Regions from separate parts of the Homo sapiens genome. Here all the other regions are linked to region 1. A link is a loop called in an ENCODE intact Hi-C map of the cell type or tissue named here. Cell type or tissue: PC-3. All regions are shown on one strand. Links, peaks and the distances in the headings refer to the core of each region. The heading gives the core; the rest is flanking DNA.

Region 1 (2,500 bases), core at 1-2,500:
AGTATGACTCAGAAAGAAGGGAATGAACCACGGATATAGGCGACAACCCGGATGGATGCCAGGGGGTTGTGCTGGGTGGAAGGCGCCAATCCCAAAGTCACCTACTGCATGATTACATGTGTAGAACGTTACAGAATTGACAACATCATACAAATAGAGACCAGAGGCCGGGCATGGTGGATCATGCCTGTAATCCCAGCACTATGGGAGGCTGAGGTGGGTGGATCACCAGAGGTCAGGAGTTCGAGACCAGCCTGACCAACATGGAGAAACCCCGTCTGTACTGAAAATACAAAATTAGCCAGGCATGATGGTGCATGCCTGTAATCACACCTACTCAGGAGACTGAGGCAGGAGAATCGCTTGAACCCTGGAGGCGGAGGTTGTGGGGTGAGCCGAGATTGTGCCATTGCACTCCAGCCTGGGCAACAAGAGCGAAACTCTGTCTCAAAAAAAAAACAAAAACAAAAACAAAAAAGAGAGAGACCTCTTGGTTGCCAGGGGACAGGGATCCAGTGGGGAATGGAAGGGAAGCAGCGTGGCTATTAAAGAGCGGCAGGTGGGATCCTTGTGGGGGACGCCATGTTCCGGATCTGGACCGTGTCACGGTCAATGCCAGGCTGTGACATTGTGCTAGAGTTTTGCAAGATGTCACCACTGGGAGAAACCGGGCCATGAGTGGGCTTTCTCTGCATGCATCATTACAGCAGCGTGTGAACCTATCCTTGCTTCAAAATAAGAAATGTATAGACAGAATGGAATAACAGTTAAGGAAGAGTTTTCCTTTGGACTTTGGAGATGGAACCCTTTGAGCACGACAGGATTTGTGTGGCTACATCTAATTTCGAGCACAAGCAGCTGTCATGTTTCATGCCACTCTGTCCACACCTTCTGTGGTGTGCTCAGTTCAGTGCTGGGGCAGATGCTGGTATCCTGGTCTGTCATAGCCACACCTCGGCCAATGCGCCACCCAGGCCAGCATGTCAGCTATTCTCAGGAAGGGTACAGACACAAAGCTGCGCTCCCAGTGAGAACACTCCAGGGGCACTGCCCAGGTGGTGGTACTTACACCGATGGAATATATGTGACTCAGCACAGTGGGCTCACGGAACCGCCTCTTTAGATAATGCAAAATCTGCATTCTTTTGCTGGGGGAAAGAAGCAAAACCACCAGTGTGCACAAAGGCCAACCACACCCACGCATCCACAAACAGAGCCCTGATCAGGAAGTGGGTGCCTCCTCTCCTGACCCTAGAATCATTGGAATTCCTGCTGTGGCCACAGTTTCCTCCCAGGGGAGTTCAGAACTTAAAACAACTGTGATTTCATGCATGTCAAGTGCTCAGGACAGCACCAGCCCAGCCCTGGCCACGTAAGCCCTGCCTGCCTCTGCTATTGCTGTTGGCATTATTAGTGTTTCCGCATCACGGATGCCCACTGAGGGCCCCAGTTTTCCTCTGACCTCCCCTTCCTGCTTCCACCACCTTCCCTGGGGTGTCATCATCCTTGGGGTGACAGGGTGCGCTCCGGGCACCACCTCCAGGCTGTGAAGGGGTGAATCCCACCTGCACCACCTGAATGTGGCCTTACCCCCTCTAGCACCTCTGGAATCCTCAGAGAGCCTGAAACCGCTGGATTCTGGGGGCAACAAACAGTTTTCAATTGCAAATGTTCATCCTTCCCAACCTTCGTGGCAAAATCACCTTGTGTCAGCCAAATTTGATATTATGTGTGACACCTCCCTCTTTTTCCTAAATGCTGCAGGACGTATAATGAATTTTAAAAATTAAAGCCTATTCAAGTCATTTCACGTTGATAGTGTCTTAATAGTTTTAAGAAAACCCAGCAATGGCCTGGGATGCTGGTAATTCACAGGGGGACATGACAGGGTCTTTAGGGTCCCTCTGGACCTGGAAGTTTTTGAGCAAATCGGGAGATTGCAAATAAGCCCCCGAGGGAGGGGGAGTCAGCATTAACTCTCGCTGATCCATGTGATGGAAACCTAGGGAGAGCAAGCTGATATTCACAGACAACTCACATGTTCTCCAAAGGAAGCTGTCCCCCAAGAACAACCAATAGAATATCTAAAAGTGCCCCCGAGTCTGCATGCTAGAGTGGATTTCATGGTGCTGCTCCAAGCTGATGGGGATTTACCTCTAGATACCATGACTTTCATAAAGGCAGAAGATTTGACTACACCAAGGATCAATCAGTTGTAATGACAGGTTTAGGTAGGCTCCTCTTCAGCCTCAACTCCTGGCTGCTTCTCATCTGCACACACCTGGACTCAATGAAGTGTGCTCACCTGGGTGCTAAGTCCTGCTGGCCTCCTCACTTGATAAGCACATGCAGGGAATGCTGGCCGGGGCTGGCAGAATTGTTTGCATGTCATAGGAGACTTTAGGTTTGTTCCAGGGCAATCCTGGAGTCCAGCAGATTCTCCGGGTCCTGTTTTTAGATGCTGCCGGATCAGGTCCGCTTTGGGCCATGGGTTTGCAGC
Region 2 (7,791 bases), core at 2,003-4,502, 94 kb before region 1:
AATTTATCTGATAGAATTCTGAATTCTGTCTCTGTGTTATCTTGAATTTCTGTGAATTTCCTCAAAATAGCTCTTTTGAATTCTCTGTCTGAAAGATCTCGTATCTCTGTTTCTCCAGGATTGGTCCCTGCTGCCTTATTTAGTTCATTTGATGAGGTCATGTTGTCCTGAATGGTTGTGATGCTTGTGGATGTTCATTGATGTCTGGGCATTGAAGAGTTAGGTATTTATTTTAGTCTTTACAGTCTGGGTTTATTTGTACCCATCCTTCTTGGGGAGGCTTTCTAGGTATTTGAAGGGACTTAGGTGTTTTGATCTAAGCTGTATCTGCACTGGGCGGGGTGGGGGGCACCTGAAGCCCTGTAACAGTGTGGTTGTTGCAGACTCATAGAGGTATTGCCTTCGTGGTCTTGGATAAGATCCAGAAGAATTCTCTGGCTTACCAGGCAGAGATTTTGTTCTCTTCCTTTACTTTCTCCCAAACAAATGGAGTCTGTCTGTCTGTGCTGAGCTGCCTGGAGCTGAGGGTAGGGTGACACAAGCACCCTCGTGGCTACCACCACTGGGACTGTGCTGGGTCAGACCTGTAACCAGCACAACACTGAATCTCACCCAAGGCCTGCCGTAATTACTACCTTGCTACTGCCTATGTTTACTCAAGGCCATAGGGCTCTACAATCAGCAGGTGGTGAAGCCGGCCAGGCTTATATTCTTCCTTTCAGGGCAGTGAGTTCCCCCAGGCCCCAAGTGGGTCCAGGGATGCCATCTGGAAGCCAGAAACTGGACTCAAAAAACCTTAGAAATCTAGCTGGTGTTCTATTCTATTACAGTTAAGTGGGCACTCAAACCACAAGACAAATTTCTTCCCACTCTTTCCTCCCACTTCCGTAAGCAGAGGAGCCTCTCCCATGGCTACTACCGTTACAAGCCCATGGAGAGTATTACCTGATTACCATCAGTGTTCACTTAGAGCCCAGGGGCTCTTCAGTCAGCTTGTGGTAAATGCTGCCAGGCCTGGGACCCTCCCTTCAGGGCAATGGGCACCCCCTTGCCCAAGGCAGGTCCAGAATTGCCTTGCTCAGGGAACCCAAAAGACAAGGCCTTGTGTCAGGGACCCCAAGAGCCCACTTGGTGCTCTACCCCATTGTGGCCGAGATAGAAACTGAAACCAGCACATCTCAGTCTCACTCAAGGCCCGTGGTGTACTACCTGGTATCGTTACTAGTTATTCAGGGTCCAAGGGCCCTTTTGTCAGTAGGTGATGAATCCTGCCAAGACTGAGTCCTTCCCTTCAAGGCAGTAGGTTTCTGTCTGGCCCAGGTGTGTCTGGAAGTATCATCCAGGATCTAGGGCTTGGAATAGGGGCCTCACAACTCTGCCCAGTGCCCTGTCCTACTGTGGCCGAGCTGGTATGCAAGACGCAAGACAAAGTCCTCTTTATTTTTCCCTCTTGTCTCCTCAAGCAGAAGGAAGGAGTTGCTTTCATTGCCGTGAGCTGTGCTGCCTGGGGTTGGAGGAGGGATGGTGCAAGCACTCCCTTAGCCACCCAAGCTGGTGTCTAACTAGGTCACATGTCCCCCAAGTCCACTGGATCTGAGCTTAGCACAGCACTAGGTCTTGCCAAGGGGTTGCAGTCCTTGTGGCCTAGACTGCCTTTAAAGTTTATTTAGGCCCCCAGAGAACTTTAGCCTGTGGTGGCAAAGCTTGCCCAAACTGAAGTTCCAGTCACTGGGATGGGCAATTTCTCTCTGGCTAGGGCTAGTCTAAGTGCTCCCTCCATGGGTGGGCGCTGGCTGAGTTCAGCCCAGTTTTGCTTTCTGTTGTGACAAAGCAGCAGCACTGAGTTCAATGCAAAGTCCCACAATCACTGCACCTTCCCTCCCACAAGCACACAGATGATTGCTCTGTGCCATGCGACAGCTGCCAGCGGGCAGCAGAGGGATGGTGTCAGCAATTAAAGAGTGCCTTTCCTACCCTCTGTGGTGCCTCTTTCAGTAATACGAAGTTAAAACTGTGATTGCTCACCTCATTTTTTTATTATTATTATTATTATTTTTTTTTCTTGAGATGGAGTCCCACACTATCACCCAGGCCAGAGTGCTGTGGCTTGATCTTGGCTCTCTGTAACCTCTACTTTCTGGGTTCAAATGATTCTCCTGCCTCAGCCTCCCAAATAGCTGGGATTACAGGCGCCTGCCACCACGTCCGGCTAGTTTTTGTATTTTTAGTAGAGATGGGGTTTTGCCATGTTGGCCAGGTTGGTGTTGAATTCCTGATGTCAGGTGATCCACCCACCTCAGCTTCCCAAAGTGCTGGGATTATAGGCATGAGCCACCGTGCCCAGCCTGATTTTTAGTTCTTATGCAGGTGCTTTTTTGTGTAGATCATTGTTAAATTTGGGAGGACAATTGGTGGAGGATTCCATTTGGCCATCTTGCTCCACCTCTTTTCCCCTGTGTTGTTTTTTGACATGTCCCATCATTCTTTGAGCACTGCCTTGTTTCTATAAAAAAAGATTTCAGGCTTATTTTGTACCTTTCCTGCCCAAGCTCTACAATCAGCCATTTCTCCAGGGAGCCCTGATTTTATATATTGGAGAATGGTATTTAGAAACCAAGATCTGAGCTCTAGGTGTATTCATTACTGTTGAGGTCTAAGGCCTTCTCAGTGGACAGAGCAAGGAAACAAGCATATTAATACACACATTTCTATGCGGATCTATTTCTGTACTTATATTGAAGACCATGAGTGCACACCAGTTCCTCCGACCCAACCCCATGGAGCGCATTCTCATTTTCTCCCTTTCCAGATTTGTGACTCCCTTTTCCAACAGTGAGAAACCTGGTTCCCATTATCATCAGTGTATTTACTATTGTATCAATCCCCAGTGTCTGACCAATTTCCAGTGGATGACCCACCTCCTAACATGGATGTCCTGACCACTCTTCTCGGGTCCTGGCACTCTGTGGGCCACTGCTGTCCCCATAAGTAAACTCTCCTCATCCCTTTTGGGATCTGGAACTCTGCACCAGGACAATTCTGGGGCCAGGTCCCGTGGATACCTCCTCATTGCATTGGGGCTTCTGGAGGCAAGAAGTCTGAGATCAAGGTGCTGGCCTGGTCGGGTTCCCAGTAAGGGCTCCTTTCCTGGCTTGTGGACAGCTACCTTCATGCTGTGTTCTCACATAGACTTTCTTCTTCTCTCCTAGAGGGGTACCAGTCCTATCAGATGAGGGTCCCACCCTTATGACCTCATGGAACCTTCCTTATTTACCTCCTAAAAGCCCCATCTCCAAATGTAGTCACATAGGGATTCAATATTTGAATGTTGAGGGATACAACTTGGTCCATAGTGCCCAGCTGGGCCCTGCCACCCTACCATCCTACGCTGGTCTGCCATCCTGGCCCCTCCACCACCTGGACTCTGACACCTACTCCAGGCCTGTGATGCTGCCCCTCCTCCTGCTGCTGCGCTTCATGCCACCAGGGGGCCCACCATCACCTTGCTCAGTCTAATAGATTTTAAACTAAATTATTAAGGAAGGGAGAGAAGGAGAGAGTGAGGAAGGAGAAGGAAGAGGAATGGAAGAAGTTGAAAATATATTAACTTTTTGAATTTAGGTTTTACATATTTGAAAACATTTACTTGGTGGCTCATAGGTTCAAAGTTTGCCTTTCCTCAAAAATTCTTCCTTTTACTACTAAGCCAGGACCCTCTTTATCCCTAATAAAGCTATTTGTCTCAAAGTCACTTTTGTGTGATATCAAAATTGTGACAACAGCTTTCTTTTGATTTCGTATTTTCTTGGTATATTTTCCCCAACTCTTTTCTTAGTCCTCCTTTTTTCATTATATTTTAGGTATGTCTCTTGTAAACAGCAGATGGCTGGATTTTTTTCTTTTACTTTAAGAAGTCTGTCTTTTAACTGACTACATTATTTATATGAAATAGAATTCTAGTATATTTTGACTCAGTTTTCCCAACTTATTTCGTATTTTCTTTTTACTGCATCCACTTTTTAACTGGCATCAACCCCCTTCTTTTGGGTTGGTTGTGTTTTACGCACCTCCTCCTCTTTTCCTCACTCCACTGGTTTGCAAGTTATACATTTGATTTCTTTTCTTTCAGTGCCATGCTCTGATAAAATAAAGGACATTTATTACAGAAAAAAACCCCGTAGTGCAACAACTGCCTCTTCCTGGGGATGAGTAAGCACTCAGTGACATGGAGCCCGGATTTGCTCTTAGATAAGGAGGGATAGAGACCCTCTGGAAGGGCTGTGGGGATGCAGCAGTGGGGTGGCTAGGCTCAGCATTGAGGAGCCCCCATAACTCATGCTCATTCCCTGCACACAATGAGGACTGTGGAAGCGTTTCTTCTGCTTCTCTTAAAGCCCTGGAAACTGAGCTGTGGCTTGATGGATTGGCCTGTTGGGGGTATCCAGGGAGTGCGCGGGAGATGTGGACCAACAGACTTGATGATTGTTTCTCAAGCACAATCTTCCTGGGGAAAAGAGAATAAAGAGCTCAGACAGTGAGATCCCAATAAAATGAAGATGGGAATTTATTGTTGAGGAAAAGAACCTGCTATGTTTGAATGCTTGTCCTTTCCCAAACCCATTTAGAAATTGATCCCCAATGTAGAGATTAAGTTTAAGAAGTGATTGGGGCCAGGGGCAGTGTCTCACACCTGCAATCCCAGCACTTTTGGAGGCCAAGGCCAGTGGATCACCTGAGGTCAGGAGTTTGAGACCAGCCTGGCCAATGTGGTGAAACCCCATCTCTACTAAAAATACAAAAATTAGCTGGGCGTGGTGGCAGGTGCCTGTAATCCCAGCTACTCAGGAGGCTGAGGCAGGAGAATTGCTTGAACCCAGGAGGAGGAGGTTGTAGTGAGCTGAGATTGTGCCACTGCACTCCAGCCTGGGCAACAGAGCAAGACTCCGTCTCAAAAAAAAAAAAAAAAAAAAAAAAAAAAAAAAGTGGTTGTGTTCTGACGGCTCTGCTCTCATGAATGCATTAGTCCATTAATGGGTTAATGGGTAAATGAGTAACAGGTTATCATGGTGGTGGCATTAATGGCTTTATAAGAGGAGAAAGAGACACCTGGGCTAGCACACTCAGCCCCTCACGTGATACCCTGTGCTGCAGAGAGTCCCCACCAGCAGGAAGGCCCTCATCAGATGTGGTGCCTTAACCTTAGATTTCTCAGCCTCCATAATGGAAGAAATAAATTCCCTTTCTTTACAAATGACCCGGCCTCAGGAATTCTGTTATAAGCAACAGAAAATGGACAAAGACAATAGCATTATTTAGTGAGATAAATTCACAGCAGTGTGTAGTAAAATGAATGTTTCTCCTTGGTGATGGAATCCTAATTTTAGAAAATTGTTTTTCCAAGTGTGAGGGGAAATATTGTGCCTTATCCTCCTTCCTGTCATGCAGTCATAATGGCTGGTGCTTCAGCACCATTTTGGCCCATAAGGTACTTCACAAAGGATGGCAGAGCAGGAAAATGGTTACTTAGTAAGCAGGTATAGAAACTTGTGTGCCAGGACTTGCCTTTAGTGTTTTAAAAATATTAACCCATTTTGTCCTCATAGCAACCACATGAGGTAATAAGGTCTACTGTTCTCAAGTCCATCCTATATTTGTCCTTTCTTGCATTGCTATAAAGAAATAACTGAGGCAGGGCACCACAGTGGCTCACGTCTGTAGTCCTAGCACTTTGGGAAGCTGAGGTGGGTGGACTGCCTGAGTTCAGTTCCAGACAAGCCTGGGCAACAGGGTGAAACCCCGTCTCTACTAAAATACAAAAAATTAGCTGGGTGTGGTGGTGGGTGCCTGTAATCCCAGCTACTTGGGTGGCTGAGACAGTAGAATCGTTTGAACCCAGGAGGTGAAGTTTGCAGTGAACTCACATCATGCCATTGCACTCCAGCCTGGGCAACAGAGCAAGACTCCATCTCAAAAAAAAAAAAATCCCCAAAACCCCAAAAATTAGCTGGGTGTGATGGTGTGCACCTGTAGTCCCAGCTAGTCAGGAGGCTGAGGCAGGAGAATCGCTTGAACCCAGGAGGCAGAGGTTGCAGTGAGCTGAGATAGCACCATTGAACTCCAGCCAGTGTGACAAGAGCAAAACTGTCTCAAAAAAATTAAATAATAGATACTGCATTATTTGGGTATTTTCCAATAAATATATATTGTAGGAAAACATTTTTGCTAAAAAAAACTGTGTCCTTTTTAGAAAAGGTAAACAAGTTTTGTCTAATTCAAAATTTATTTAAATGTTATGTATACAACAGGGTAAAAGGAATCAGGAAATAAAAACAGAGATAAAGTTATAAAAATAGTTTTTTTTTGTCATAAGAAAGCTTAAAGAGAAATAATTTTTTTATGGTAAATTTAGTCCTAAAATAAAATGACTGGTTGTTTAAGAAGGAGGAATATTCAGGACAAAACAAAGTCCAAGCATGTCATGAACAGTCAGTGTTAAGTCTCAATAAGAGGATATATGTATTAAAAAAAACCTGAAACTTTAATATGATCAAGTTGTCATTATTAAGTTTTGGTTTGCTTAGGAAAAAAAACTGGGATAAAAATTTTTTAAATTAAGTTTATTACATCCACGTATCTTCCTGTATGTGCTTTTAAAGTGCTTGTGACACTGAATTACAGGGCTTTGACTCCTGGGTCTAAAAAGGACACCTAGTCCTGCTAAGTCTTAAACATTGACAGCAATTGAAGCCTCATCTACAGGCCCATAGAAGATGCCAGTCAAAATAAACTCATTCCTGAGACACAGAGTAAAAAATTAAAGCTGTTCAACTCCTCAAGGCCCAGAGACTATTGTGGAAGAGGTGGGTGCATGAGATTGTAAGAGCGAATTTTGAAAGATAAAATAAGTTCAATTTATCTATAAATTAATCATTAATATCAAAGGTACACTGATGCAAGACAAGCATTTGGGCCCCTGTGTCAGATTAACAAGGTTTTCTTGAAGCATTAACTGGCTCTTTAATAAAGGTTATAAAGGGTATAAAAGGCATACGAAGCTATATCTTATGATCAAGATTAAAATTTTATAGATTGTTTATAAAATTTTGAACAACAAATTTAATTAGATTCATGCTGTTTTTATTAGGGATTATTGTTTGGAAAATTAAGTCTCCTCTCTCAAAGAATAAAGGTTTTCACCTTTTTCCTGAAATCCTTGTTATCACTTTGGTTAAGTGAATGACTTATTTTATTTTTATTGAAATGGAGTCTTGCTCTGTTGCCCAGGCTGGAGTGCAGTGGTGCAATCTCAGCTTACCGCAACCTCCAACTTATGGGTTCAAGCAATTCTCCTGCCTCAACCTCCGAGTAGCTGGGACTACAGGTGTCCACCACCACACCAAGCTACTTTCTGTATTTTTGGTAGAGATGGGGTTTCGCCGTGTTGGCCAGGCTGGTCTTGAACTCCTGACCTTGGGTGATCTGCCCACTTCAGCCTCCCAAAGTGCTGGGATTACAGGCATGAGCTACCATGCCCAGCATGAATGACTTACAATGACCTGGGATCCTACTTTGTGATATCAAGTGTCTTAAACCTTTCATATTTGACAAACTTTCCAAAATCAAATGATAAATTATGTCTTTTTCTGACCTAATTAATCCTTTAAGATATTAGGTTCCCTAAAGTCCAAACAATGACATAATTTGGTTTATTTAGTACAAAAAGTATACAGGAAGCATTGTCAAATATGAAATGGTGTTGGGTTTTCTTTGGGCTGTATTTGTATAAATACG
Region 3 (7,791 bases), core at 2,003-4,502, 130 kb after region 1:
ACCCAGAGATGGGGTTGTGGGAACCCTGATTTATAGCCAGTTGGTCAGAAGTTCCAGAGGCACAGGCTTGCAACTGGTGTCTGAGGTGGGAGGGGGCAGTCTTGGGGACGGAGCCCCCATCCTATGGAATACAAGCTCTCTCCAGGTAGAGTGTCAGGATGGAATTACAGGACACCCAGACGGTGTCTGCTGTAGTGCTGACTGCTTGCTTGCTGGTGGGGAGAAATCTCCACATATTTTGGGGTCACAGAAGTCTTCTGTGCTGATTGTTGTAGTTGTGTGAGAGCAGAGAAAAAAAGATTTGAGTTTTCTCTTAAGAGATGTGGTGGAAGTGGACATGAGGCCATGGCTTGATTTCCCTCTTGAAGACGTTGAGCTTTTGTGGCAGCTGTTGCTTCAGGCATCTTTCCATTTTACCATTTTGCTGTTGGTATTTGAGGAGCTTCTGTTTAGTCCTGCACGTTCCTGAATTGAACTCTCCGTTCCCTTTCATCCTGGCTTACAAACCACATAATTACTTTCTGAGTGCATCATTTCCTTATAATATCTTTCTAAAGCAATCCAAAGGCAAGCAACACCCATTACTACTAACATCGTTTCCAGGCCCCTCCTCTGGAGCTGCGATTTTGTTAGGTGTGAGGTCGGCTTCCCACAGCGTCACAGGCACAGTGCTGTAAATGAGCCACCTCTGCCCACTGAGCACCACCCCGGCCTCCCCGTGGCCGTCCTGTCACATTGGTTACCCAGTTACTGGGGGGCTACTGGGCTGGGGGACTCTGCCTCACACTGCCACGCCTGGACCAGGCTCACTGAGCAGCCGACGTGTCGGATGTTGCCAGTCCCCATGGCCAAGGGGAAATGGCTCTGCCACATGACCCATGCCCAGCCCAGAAGGTTCACGTGTCAAAATGTTGGCCAACATGGTAGGAGGCTGGGAGCGGAATTGCTGCAGGAGCCTAGAAGGGGCAAGAATTGGAAATACTTGGCAGAAAGCATTAGTGACTTTTACAGAGGACTACAGAGATGGGGCATTCTTAGAGGGGACAGGCCTGCTTGATCCATGCCCCAGGGTGAGGGAGACTGAGCCCCACAGCATGGGCCTGCAAGGTGGTCTGGAGGGCAGACACCGTCTCTCAGTCCTGCCCTGCCCCACTCCGCTGCACAGGGTGGTGTCTGGATGGTGGCAACTCTCAGCTTACGGGTTGCATGCAGCAAGCCTTGGCGTGGACGCGGTCACAGACCTGAGAGGCCGCAGCATTCCCTCCAGCACCCCGCTCCAAGGATCCCAATTCAGGCGGGAGTCCTGGATTTTGGCTCCAGCGTAGTTTGGGAGCCCTGGACGTGCTCAGCCCAGCCTGCTTCCCACGCTGAGCTTGCAAATGGCTGGGGAGGCTTTGGAAGAGAGCCGGGTCTTTCCTGCAGGGTGACAGCAGTGCCATCAACTTGCCGCCCAGTTGAAGGCCCTCCAGGAGTTCCCTATCCTGATTGAACCCACCCCAGCTCCTGTGAGTCACTGGCACTTGGGTGGTTTTCTTGCCTTTCATATAATTTGGAGGCATGTATTTCTCGTTTCCTCGGCAGTCTGGAGACATTTTTTTTTCATTTCGTACTGCAGTTTCTAAAAATAACGTTAGTGGTAACTTCAATTTCTTACTCATTTCTCTCCTCCTTCAGTAGGAGGCGAGGGGATTTAGAGTCCTGCTGCTGAGGGGATGCCAGGGGACAGAGCACCCGTGGCTTGTTCCTCTCACAAGGGTCCACCCTCCTGCCTCATCCCGGTGGCATGTGTGTGATCACCTGGGGACAGTCCAGGCAGGGCTCGTTCCCTCCTGCAATGCCACCAGGCACAACCAGCATCCCCAGAGGGCTCTGATAGGACCCTGATCCTGAGGGCTGCGCTGTGCCAAGTCACGTGGCCTGTCGGGTCGTCAGTGGCTTCGTTCGTCTGGAAAGTGGAGAACCCTGGTGATCTTCATCCATAGAACAGGAGGCTGGACAAATGGCTGTGTAACACGGCAGCATTGTTTGGGTGCAATGGTATGATCCAATAATTTGCTTAAAAATACGTAATAAGGCTGGGCATGGTGGCTCACGCCTGTAATCCCAGCACTTCGGGAGGCTGAGGCAGGCAGATTACTTGAGTCCAGGAGTTTGAGACCAGCCTGGCCAACATTGTGAAGCCAACATCATGAAACCCCATCTCTACAAAAATACAAAAATTAGCCAGACATGGCGGTGTGAGCCTGTAGTCCCAGCTGCTCGGGAGGCTGAGGCAGGAGAATCGCTTGAACCTGGGAGGCAGAGGTTGCAGTGAGCCGAGATGGCGCCACTGCACTCCAGCCTGGGTAACAGAGTGAGACACCAGCTCAAAAAAAAAAAAAAAAAAAAAAAAGCAAACCATATGAGATAAAATGAAGGCTTACATGGTAGATTTGAAGCAGGAAAGGCAGGCTGTTGACAACTGTCAAGGCTGAGGGATGGGATATGGTGCATATTAAGCTGTCTATTTTTATGTACCCATGAGAATTCCCATAGTAAGAAAATGTGAAAAGAAAATCATAAAACGAAATCACAAGCAAGGCTGGTTTGTTGCAGCCTTTTTTGGGTTGGATTTGGGTGAGTCTAGGCTTCCCAGCAAGCTCGAGGAAAGGACAAAGGTCGGGCTTGTGGCCTGGGTCCCGGCCCTGAGCGTGGAGTCGAGTGAGGCTTGGCTCCCACCCCTGAGCCGTGGACCTGGTACCTGGGTCCTGACCCTGGTCAGCCACAGCATGGCTTTGGGAGCTGAAGCAGGTCACCCTGTGAGGCTGTTTCTCCACTTTTTACTAAAAGGCGGGGACAGCGAGGCCTCAGAAGGAGCCCTGGGAGGAGGGGGTGGCGGATGGGTGGGGAGTGGGTGCCCCACGAATATCCTCTTGCCCCCATCCTCCCTCCTCGGCCAGCCCCTGTCCCCGGAGCCCCCACTCCTGCCCTCCCCTTCTATCCTAAAGCCCAGGCTGGCTCTGGATACATTTGATTTCTGATTTGTCATTAAATGTGACAAGCGAAGCCAGAGGACCCTCTGACACCCAGGACTGAGTGCAGCCCCAGGAGGGGCTTGCCGGGGTGTGGTGGAGGGGGCAGTGTGGCCCAGCTGGGGCGGGGGTGGGGCCAGGGCCGGGGTCTCCCGATCTCTGGATATTTGAGCTGCGGACCGGACAGGATACGCTCCTCCACGGGGAGGGCCTCAGTGAGCCGGGGCTGGGGGGCCCTCTTGTGGCAACAGAGGGCCTGGGTTCTAGGTAACAAAGCAAAATCAAAATCTGGGAGCGGCCTTTCGGGAGCCCAGGCAGACGCAGCTCACCGGTCCCCTGAGGCCACCAGCCCAGCAGGCTGCAGGGAGCCTGGATCTGCAGGCGGTGGCCGAGGCCATGGTACAGCCCACCCAGCGTTCACCCTGCGGTCCGTGGCGATGGCCGAGGTCCTGGAGTACTGATGAGAGGTGCCCTCCCAGGTGCCAAAAGGAGCTTCTGCAGACACAGTTCCGCGTGCAGGGCTCCCGGCAATCGAAGTGCAGGGCCGGCCTGGGCCAGAGCACAGGTGAGTGCAGACATAGGCTGCCTTTACAAAAGGCACAGAGCCGTGGCCGGAACCCCTGGGTCTGGTCTCCACGGCTGCTTTTGGGGCCTTAGTTTCCTTATCTGTCACATGGCCTCTGAAGCTGCTGTCAGCTCTAAATTGTGATTATTGGACCAAAGTTGAACCTGTTACTCTTCTCTGAGAAGTGGCTTTCCCTCTGGTCCTCCCATTTCTGACTCTTCTCACTTACTGCAATTTTCCAACGGCACCTCCCTCCAACCCCTTCAGTCCCCATTGTGAGAGTCACGTCCTAGGGCTCATCATTGGCCATGCCCGCCGGTCTCCAGAACCTCCGCTCCCAGGACCTCACCCACCTCCCATCTGTCCAGATCAGCCCCCAGCAAGCTTTCCGGCCACTGGGACCACTCATTCCCCACTCGCTCCATCATCCACCTCTTCACCAGCCTGAGACCAGGCTTGGGTTTCCTGGGGCACCAGCCTCGCCTCTCCTTTCACGCTCCTGTCCCTTGTCCCTCCAGCCTTAGTGGTATGGAAAACCCTGATCCTGGTGAAATTGGTGAAATCAGTGACCCTCTGTGGCCTGTGCTCCTGAACTTCCTTCCTGGACCTCCTCTAGGGTCTGGAATGGCCTTTCCTTAGATCTGCAGGGTTCATTCCATCACACCCTTATCCCATCCTCGAAGACGACCGTCAATACACAATCATACACCCCCCGCTCCTGCCCCAGACTGTTTACTGTTCCTTTGTTAGTCGTCTATTGCTTCCCCTAGACTCGACTCCATGGGGCCGATTTGGCTCTCCCGGTTTATTACCGTATCCCTGCGCTTATTCTCAGGGCTTGGCAATACGAGTGTGCTGAATGAATGAACAAGCAAATGAATGCTGCTCTTCTACCATCAGGTTTGGAATCATGGCTCTGGATTTGGGTAAATTTTACAACACCAGGCACCCAAGAGGTGTCTTCATGGGGCTGGCTGCAGAGTGGGCCGTTCTGAAGGCAGAGCTTCTAGAGCTGGTGACCTTGCTGTCCCTAAGGCTGTGGTAGGATGCGGGGCTCACACAGAGTGGCTGCAGCAACTCTTGGGAAAATGTGTTAAAAATACAACTGTCCCAGGAAGAAACAGCCTTGGAATAGAGTGTTTACATTCTTTTTGGTACTCGCCTTGACTTTTAAAATGAACTTAATTACTTCTGATTTTAAAGATAAGGCAGGTCCCTGTAAAACAGGTAGACAATGCAGAAAGACGATGCATCCTCCAGGTTCAGCCAGAGGAACAGAACCAGTTGGAGATCACACGCACACGTGCACACACACGCACACACACATGCACACACATGCATGCACACACACGCACACGTGCACACACATGCACGCACACACACGCACACACACGCACACGTGCACACACATGCACACACATGCACATGTGCATGCACACATGGATGCACACACGGACACATGCATGCATACACACATGCACACTCATGCACGGACACACACATGGACACACACATGCACACACACACACATGCACATGTGCACACACAGATTCACTTCAAGGAACTGGCTTATGTAACTGTGGGGGCTGGCTAGGCAAGTCTGAAATCCAGGGCAGGTGTCAGGCTGGAAACTCTCAGGCCAGAGCTGAGGCTGAGTCCACGGGTGGGATTTCTCCTTCCTCGGGGAAGCCTCAGTTTTGCTCTCAAACCCTTCAACTGACTGAACCAGGCCCACCCAAGTTATGGAGGATAAATCTCCTTTAGTTAAAGTTGATGGATTGGCGATGTTAAGCACATTTATAAAATGCCTTCACGACAACATCCTAAGTAGTGTTCACTTGAATAACTGGGTCCTAAGGCCTGGTCAAGAGGGCGCAGAAAACTAACCCTCACAGACATGAACGGAGCTCAGAAGGTACTGACACAAATTAGTTAGAAAGAGACAAACGGCCCAGTAGGACAGTGGGCAAAGGCTGTAAAGAGGAGAGGCGCGGCTGAGGGGATCCACATGGCCCACCAGGTAAAGTCAGTTAAAACCCCCGGGGCCAGAATGCCGTTTCCTCATAAGGGCTGTTTCCGGAGTGCTGGTGACATTTGATTTCCTGCCCGGGAGAGCGCTTGCATGGGTGTGCAGTCACAGCTAGTTATTAAACTGTGCGTAAAGGCTCTCGGGGCCCTGGGGGCAGGCTCTGGGTTCTCAGTAAGCGAGTAGGGGGACCACAAGCTGGCACTGGATCCTCGGGGTCTGACCACAACAGGCTGTGGGGGCGTCCTGCAGCCTCATCCTCCTGAGCAGGATTCCTGCCTCTCAGGTGTCCACCAAAGTACCCTGCGCTTGTGACACGGCGCCCTCAGGTCACACTGGTGATTGCTGCTGCTGCCCCAACCCGCTAGCCAGGCCAGAGACACCTTTGGCAAGGCACGGCTGGGCCAGGATAATCGGCAAGTTTCAGGCCATAAGCTTATTTTGCCCAAAAGCAGTCAAATTAGTCTAAGGCAGTCCCTCTGAATTCCAGGGAATCCCTGCACACTCTCACACACGTGTGAATGCCTCAGAGCCCTCGGGGAGCCATTTGGTGCTATCAGGAAGTCATCAATAAAATACCTGAAGAGAAGACAAGGAGAAAGGATGACTAGGCCAAAGCTAGTGAGGCCTCTGGATTGAAAAGGCAAGAGGAAAACGCAGGCATAGATATAAACAGGGTGGCAGGCCCAGTGCAGGTAAGGGGAAACGCATGCGTGGATGTAAACGGGGCGGCAGGCCCGGTGCAGGTAAGGGGAAACGCCTGCGTGGATATAAACGGGGCGGGAGGCTCGGTGCAGGTAAGGGGAAACGCCTGCGTGGATATAAACGGGAATGGAGGCTCGGTGCAGGTAAGGGGAAACGCCTGCGTGGATATAAACGGGAATGGAGGCTCGGTGCAGGTAAGGGGAAACGCCTGCGTGGATATAAACGGGAATGGAGGCTCGGTGCAGGTAAGGGGAAACGCCTGCGTGGATGTAAACGGGGCGGGAGGCTCGGTGCAGGTAAGGGGAAACGCCTGCGTGGATATAAACGGGAATGGAGGCTCGGTGCAGGTAAGGGGAAACGCCTGCGTGGATGTAAACGGGGCGGGAGGCTCGGTGCAGGTAAGGGGAAACGCCTGCGTGGATATAAACGGGAATGGAGGCTCGGTGCAGGTAAGGGGAAACGCCTGCGTGGATGTAAACGGGGCGGGAGGCTCGGTGCAGGTAAGGGGAAACGCCTGCGTGGATATAAACGGGAATGGAGGCTCGGTGCAGGTAAGGGGAAACGCCTGCGTGGATATAAACGGGAATGGAGGCTCGGTGCAGGTAAGGGGAAACGCCTGCGTGGATATAAACGGGAATGGAGGCTCGGTGCAGGTAAGGGGAAACGCCTGCGTGGATGTAAACGGGGCGGGAGGCTCGGTGCAGGTAAGGGGAAACGCCTGCGTGGATATAAACGGGAATGGAGGCTCGGTGCAGGTAAGGGGAAACGCCTGCGTGGATGTAAACGGGGCGGGAGGCTCGGTGCAGGTAAGGGGAAACGCCTGCGTGGATATAAACGGGAATGGAGGCTCGGTGCAGGTAAGGGGAAACGCCTGCGTGGATGTAAACGGGGCGGGAGGCTCGGTGCAGGTAAGGGGAAACGCCTGCGTGGATATAAACGGGAATGGAGGCTCGGTGCAGGTAAGGGGAAACGCCTGCGTGGATATAAACGGGAATGGAGGCTCGGTGCAGGTAAGGGGAAACGCCTGCGTGGATGTAAACGGGGCGGCAGGCCCGGTGCAGGTAAGGGGAAACGCCTGCGTGGATATAAACGGGAATGGAGGCTCGGTGCAGGTAAGGGGAAACGCCTGCGTGGATGTAAACGGGGCGGGAGGCTCGGTGCAGGTAAGGGGAAACGCCTGCGTGGATATAAACGGGAATGGAGGCTCGGTGCAGGTAAGGGGAAACGCCTGCGTGGATGTAAACGGGGCGGGAGGCTCGGTGCAGGTAAGGGGAAACGCCTGCGTGGATATAAACGGGAATGGAGGCTCGGTGCAGGTAAGGGGAAACGCCTGCGTGGATATAAACGGGAATGGAGGCTCGGTGCAGGTAAGGGGAAACGCCTGCGTGGATGTAAACGGGGCGGCAGGCTCGGTGCAGGTAAGGGGCAACGCCTGCGTGGATGTAAACGGGGCGGCAGGCTCGGTGCAGGTAAGGGGAAACGCC

What was found. A loop is a pair of places that touch in the nucleus more often than their neighbours do. Peaks named below come from ENCODE experiments on the same cell type or tissue, not always from the same donor. Only the 100,000 strongest peaks of a DNase experiment are listed, where the experiment ranks them.
Region 2: a loop joins it to region 1, with 2.0 times the contacts of the local background. A loop is called at or near these places in 9 of 110 quality-filtered maps.
Region 3: a loop joins it to region 1, with 4 times the contacts of the local background. A loop is called at or near these places in 2 of 110 quality-filtered maps.

What each region holds. Positions count from the first base shown.
Region 1 is chr21:42,723,204-42,725,703 of GRCh38, reverse strand. The region is part of intron 4 of PDE9A (phosphodiesterase 9A); the gene reads right to left. Among named protein-coding and RNA genes, the nearest start is that of PDE9A-AS1, 17 kb to the left of the region's middle. RefSeq lists an enhancer at 554-1,753. In PC-3, for the core only: no CTCF peak of the experiment used is centred there; a DNase peak (open chromatin) is centred at 1,203; H3K27ac peaks cover 1,753 bases.
Region 2 is chr21:42,814,124-42,821,914 of GRCh38, reverse strand. No RefSeq gene overlaps it. Among named protein-coding and RNA genes, the nearest start is that of LINC01668, 38 kb to the right of the region's middle. In PC-3, for the core only: CTCF peaks have their summits at 3,280 and 3,484 (motif pointing right); a DNase peak (open chromatin) is centred at 3,484.
Region 3 is chr21:42,588,889-42,596,679 of GRCh38, reverse strand. No RefSeq gene overlaps it. Among named protein-coding and RNA genes, the nearest start is that of LINC01671, 22 kb to the left of the region's middle. RefSeq lists enhancers at 4,480-5,427, 2,468-5,918. In PC-3, for the core only: a CTCF peak has its summit at 3,267 (motif pointing left); a DNase peak (open chromatin) is centred at 3,269; H3K4me3 peaks cover 424 bases.